2 separate regions of the Homo sapiens genome follow, and region 2 is linked to region 1. Evidence: read pairs that join two places in POLR2A ChIA-PET (ENCODE). Cell type or tissue: OCI-LY7. All regions are shown on one strand. Links, peaks and the distances in the headings refer to the core of each region. The heading gives the core; the rest is flanking DNA.

Evidence for each region. ChIA-PET counts read pairs that join two places held together with the same protein. Peaks named below come from ENCODE experiments on the same cell type or tissue, not always from the same donor. Only the 100,000 strongest peaks of a DNase experiment are listed, where the experiment ranks them.
Region 2: POLR2A ChIA-PET joins it to region 1 with 5 read pairs; 2 of 35 experiments call an interaction of 5 or more read pairs at or near these places.

The regions. Positions count from the first base shown.
Region 1 is chr12:116,998,793-117,001,704 of GRCh38, reverse strand. The region is part of intron 7 of FBXW8 (F-box and WD repeat domain containing 8); the gene reads right to left. Among named protein-coding and RNA genes, the nearest start is that of FBXW8, 89 kb to the right of the region's middle. In OCI-LY7, for the core only: no CTCF peak of the experiment used is centred there; a DNase peak (open chromatin) is centred at 1,174.
Region 2 is chr12:117,123,439-117,126,350 of GRCh38, reverse strand. The region is part of intron 2 of TESC-AS1 (TESC antisense RNA 1); the gene reads right to left. Among named protein-coding and RNA genes, the nearest start is that of TESC-AS1, 25 kb to the right of the region's middle. In OCI-LY7, for the core only: no CTCF peak of the experiment used is centred there; no DNase peak of the experiment used is centred there.

The DNA.
Region 1 (2,912 bases), core at 184-2,683:
GCCTCATCCCCACAGAGAGCATGGGCAGTGTCAAAATGCCAGGAACACTGACACACGGAAATAATCACCAAGAGAAGGTTATAATATCTATCTTACGGAGTGAAAACTGAGGCTGCAAACTATGAAGTGAACTCTTTAAAATTAAAGGCAACTTGCATACTATTTTGAAAATGAAAAGGTTACCATGAGATGCTCATAATGTACAAGTATCTGTATGCCGACAGGACTTAGTGAACATTGCACATGAAATTCAGTATATTACACTAGCTTGGTTATCGATTTTCTTTTGACTAGCCTGGCAACTTCTAGTTTGGCCCAAAGTTAGACTGGACAAAAGCTTCTAGAAGAGGGCAGGCAGGCAGCTAAAATCAGATCACTGAAACAAATAGCCCCAGGGGGAGACTGGGAAGCCGCAGCGAATAATCAGGGCCTTTGGTGGAGGGCAGCAGGTCCACCCAGGGGCTCCCCCCAGCTCCCTAAGGCATAACGGCCTCTACTCACTCTACATGGTGCATGAGGTATTGGCAGAGACATGCTTAGCAGCATTTTGCACATAAACAAACACTACACATATGAGCTCTTTGTAATACCCAGGACATGCCTTTCACACAAATTCCTTCGGAATATCCTTCCATTTGAATCTCACAACCACCAAGAGGGAGAGAAGACAAATACTACTGCCTACATTTTGTGCATCAAGAAACTGAGGCTTAAATAATTTTAAGTAGCTTGCCCCAAATTACATGGGCAACAAAAGGAGCTGAGGTGGCACTAGGTGGAGCGCAGCTCGTGTCATTCCTGCGCCACTTTGTGACCATATCACAATGTCTTTCCTGTCCTACCAAAATAGTTATTAATAACAGCTAATATTTATAATATTCTCTTACATGCAAAACACTGCTATGATGCGTTATCTCACCTGACCTCCACAGTGCTGTAAGATAGGTACCATGATTTTACTCCCTTTACACAGGAGAATATGGGGCCCTAAGGAGCTCAAACCTCTTGCCCAGTTAGGAAGTTTTGGCACCAGGATTCAAACCTGGGTGGGTGGTATCAAAGCTCATACTCTTTAAACCTCTACCCCAGGGTGCTCAAAGTGTGGTCCCAGGACTAGCAGCCTCCGCTGCTCTGGGCACTTGTTAGACATGCAAATTCTCAGGCCCCACCCTCGACCCACTGAGTCGGAAGCTCCGGGGGTGGGGCCAGTGCTCAGTGTTTTCATCAGGTCTCCTGTAGATTCTGATGCATGCTGGCATGTGAGAACCCCTGTGCTCTACCTATACTGCCTTTCAGGCTAACGAAGAACTTCAGCCATGACAGTGGTAAGTATTACTCAGCTATCAGTGCTTACTTCCTGCTTCCAAATTGCTGCCAATCTGGGGAGGCAATAGTGCTGGGCGGTGCCGGTATGAAAATATGAGATGCAGGCTGGGTGCGGTGGCTCACGCCTGTAATCCCAGCACTTTGGGAGGCCGAGGTGGGCGGATCATGAGGTCAGGAGATAGAGACCATCCTGGCTAACACGGTGAAACCACGTCTCTACTAAAAATACAAAAGGCAGGCGTGGTGGCGGGCGCCTGTAGTCCCAGCTACTCGGGAGGCTGAGGCAGGAGAATGGCGAGAACCCGGGAGGCGGAGCTTGCAGTGAGCAGAGATCGCGCCACTGCGCTCCAGCCTGGGAGACAGCGAGACTCCGTCTCAAAAAAAAAAAAAAAAAAAATGAGATGCAGACCCTGTGTTCTGTACAAGCTCAGGGCCAGAGCTCTGATGCTCAATGAGAGGCAGATAGTTTGTAAGGCTGCTTCTGTTAAGTAGGACTGTTTTTCAAAAGGACATGGCAAGACAGGAGAGGAAGAGGGGATGCTAGTGCCAGTCCCCGGTCAGGAATGAATGTGGCACATTGAGGATGGCGCTGGCCTGGCTGGAGCAGGGGTCTCATTCTGGAAGCACAGGACTAGAGAGCTAGGAGCTAAGATGGGGCCTGACTCCCCACAGTCTAGAAGGCCAGGCTGAAGATGGGCACCGGGGCCTTACCCATGCTCCTCGCCACGCAGCCAGTGCTCTGAGAAAACCTGAAGTGGACCGTGAGGAGGGGCACTGACAGGTGGACAGGTGCCACAAGAGTATAAAGGTGGGGAAAGGGCAGGGGCGAGCCAGGAAGGGGAAATGCGCTCGGGGAGGGATTATTTTCATGTCATTTTCAACATACTTTTAAAACTTGTGATCATGAGATCACAGTAAGAGTTCAAACCCAAGCAAACAGCAGAGTGCAAAGAAGCCACCCGGGCCAGATGGCCTAACCCTGCAAAGACCCAAAGAAATCTGGATGAGGAATTCAGTTTGGGGCCAGTCGGTCATCCCACGTCCCTGGCACAGTTCTCCTGCAGCAGAGGCAAGCTAAGGCTGGAAGCCAGGTCCAGCAGAGCAGCTCTCTGGACACAGCCCACTTCCTCATTTTAATGCACCTTCAGCCTCATGGCTCTTCCTGAGTCCCTTAGTTTGGGATGCGACCGCTCAGATGTGGGCTGAGCAGGAGTTTTCCTTTGCTCTCTACAAAGGGGATTTACCCTGTAAATTAATAACACATCGAGGGAATGCTTTAAAGAGTAACTTTGCGTCCATTAGAAGGATTCATCTGCAACTCAGTAATTGATAAGTTAATTACAAACCCACTCTCTAACACAGTGCCCTATAGAAGACTGAAGTGCGGAGGAAATTAATAAATCATAGTCATCTATGTACTGAATAAAAAGTGAAAGTTCTCTACTTGGTAATATTTTGTGAGTCTAAGCTGCGATGTGTATTTTGAAAACAGTAAAATGTTTTAAATATTCAGAAATTCAACTCACATAGGCCATTTGCTGAGTGCCCTCTTGCTCCTACTCTGCCCCAAACCAGCATCAGTCTCA
Region 2 (2,912 bases), core at 317-2,816, 120 kb before region 1:
CATTTGACAGGTGACATCCTAAAACATGTTAAGGACATGCTTACTGCATGCCAAGGGCAGAACGTTGCAAGAACATACACAGTACATGCTAAGGGCATGTACATCACGTGCTAAGGACATACCCCTTACATAATAAGGATGTCTCTTACATGTCAGGAACATGTGGCATGCTTATGTGTTGAAGCCATGGCAAAAGCATGCTGATGGCCTGCTTTTTACATGTTAAAGATGTGCTTACTACATGGCCATGCCAATGACGTGACATACCAATGACATGATATGTTTGTTGCATGCCAAGGACATGCAAATGACCCGTGACGTTAGTGATGTGACAGGTGACAGGTGTCAGGACAGATGAGTGATGTGACATGATAGGCGACATGACAGTGACGTGACAACAGGTGATGGTTCAGGTAATAGGTGACATGCAACAGGTGGCAGTGACAGACAACAGGTGACAGTGACATGTGACATGACTGACAGGTGACGTGACAGGTGACAGTCGTGACAGTTTATAACAATGTCATATATCAATACCTAATATTTCCTCTGCAGCTGGGTCTTCCATTTCTTTCTCTTAATTACTCATTGAAATCGTTGAGCACCATTTACCATTTGTTAATCACTTTAATTCGCTCCCCAGCTTGGAGCTGGGGGTGGACATGTTGCTGCTGAACAGAAGGGCTGGTTCCGGGTCTTAGATGTGTAGGTTTGTAATGTGTGGAGTGGCAGCCCTGAAGTGAGCCATGTAGGAGGGGGCAGAAGTCCCCTGACAGTACTGTGTAACCAGTAATAGAGACAAACAGATGGCCCAGGGTGAGGGAGAGCAAGGGAACAACATTTTGTAGTTTAGTAGTGAGAGATGCTGCGAATTGTCACTGTCTAGGCAGTATATATTCGGCATGAGTCACCCTCAGTCTCGGCTGCACAGCAACCCCAGGCGAATAGCATCTCTAATCTTAAAAGCTCATTAAGCTCTGGCTGTTTGCACCCTGCCTGGAAAAGCCTCTGTTGAACAGGGAGCACCAAGAGAGCGAGGAAGGAGCCAGTGGCTGCACGAGATGGCCCAGGTATCCTGCCAGCAGGTCGCACACCTAGGCTCTTCCCCACCAAGGAAGAGCACCTGTTCCTATTTGGGAAAGAGAGAGAGGAGAGTGGTAATTTTCCATTTTCCTTTCTTGAGTGAGTCATACGAAAGCAAAATGTGTTCCCAGCTTGTGTTACTACTTCTGTCATTGCTGGGCTGCACAGATCAAAGGCTGGGGGAGATGTGTCTCCCCTCCCAACCCCTTGATCTATTCTTTTCAAGATTCACTTCCCTCTCCCTGCTTCAGAAGCCTCGTATCTGTCTGGAGCCCACTGGTTTGCCTGGAGATGGTCTGCTGTCCTTTCATTTTAAATTAAAATGCCCCTGCCTCTTGGTGGCCCAGTGAGGTGTGGGGGTTCAGGATGGGATATGAGGTGTTTGGCCATGCCTTACTGCCTTGGTGGAATGTGCCAGCAATCCACAAGAACACAGCAGGCTGGGAGAGGGGCCATGGCTTCAGAAATACTGCCTTGGGGCTATTGTTTGTAGACCAAACCTGGACTCTCCTCCTGCTGCCCATGGATCAGGACCAGCTATGCCCACGTAGGCCTAGAACCATCCAGGTTGCGAGCAACTTGCCATTTCTACATTGGTGGCTGTTTCTAACACCGGAGGAGGTTGACTCACTGAGTAGACTGGCAGGGTCTTAGGAAGGAAATCAGTTATTTGGCCTCACACTCTGGCAAATGCCCTAAGGGAGTCCGTTGAGTTCCTGAATGCAGATAAAACTCTTTCTCGTTCATCAAAATGAGCCCTGGGGCTCACCCCTTCTCTCACCCTTCAAGGTTCATCCATCACCTTGTCCTGCTCTAGGGACCACACTGGACCTCTGTGCCTCCCCACTGCCACCACCCTGGTCCAAGCCACCACTGTCTCTTGCCTTGGCAAGTTCACCTGCCTCCTACCTGGTTTTTCTAAAATCTGTATCTCTTGGAATGACTCCCTTGCTTGATGGCTTCCTGTTGCCCTTAGAACAAAGTCCAAACTTTTAAGCACAGTGTATTACCCTCCTGCACACAGACTCTGCCTCTGCCACAAGTTAGAGGCTCCCTGACTTCCCTACACCCTCCTGCCTCTGGGCCATTGCACAGGCTGTTTCCTTTGCCTGGAACTCACTCTACCTACATTCATATTTTTTGAGCTCCTACCAAGTGCATAGCAGTATGCTAGGTGCATGGAACATATAAAAGACACCCAGGCTATGTAGCCATGTTGGGCATGTAACGGTAATGGAGTCATATTGTATTAGTCCGTTTCATGCTGCTAATAAAGACATACCTGAGACCGGGTAACTTGGAAAGAGGTTTAATAGACTCACAGTTCCATATGGCTAGGGAGGCCTCACAATCATGGTGGAAGATGAAGGAAGAGCAAAGGGACGTCTTACATGGCAGCAGGAAAGAGAGCTTGTGCAGGGGAACTCCCATTTATAAAACCATCAGATCTCATGAGACTTATTCACTATCACGAGAGCAGTGTGGGGGAACTGCCTTCATGATTCAATTATCTCCACCCAGCCCTGCACTCGACACAAGGATTATTGCAATTCAAGGTGAGATTTTGGTGGGGACACAGCCAAACCATATCACATATTTACCACACACAGTGAGCCCAGCACGTGCCAGGCACTTCACATATATATCTCTCATCCTCCCAGCAGCCCCGCAGGGTAAGTGCTACTATGTTATTCTCACGTTAGAGATAGGGGAATCAAGGCCCAAAGAAAGGCAGCTCAGATAACGGAGAATGATGGTGGGAACACACTACCTCTCTGCGTTTAGCACAGTGCTTCTCAAAGTCTCTTCCTAGACCAACTGCAATCACC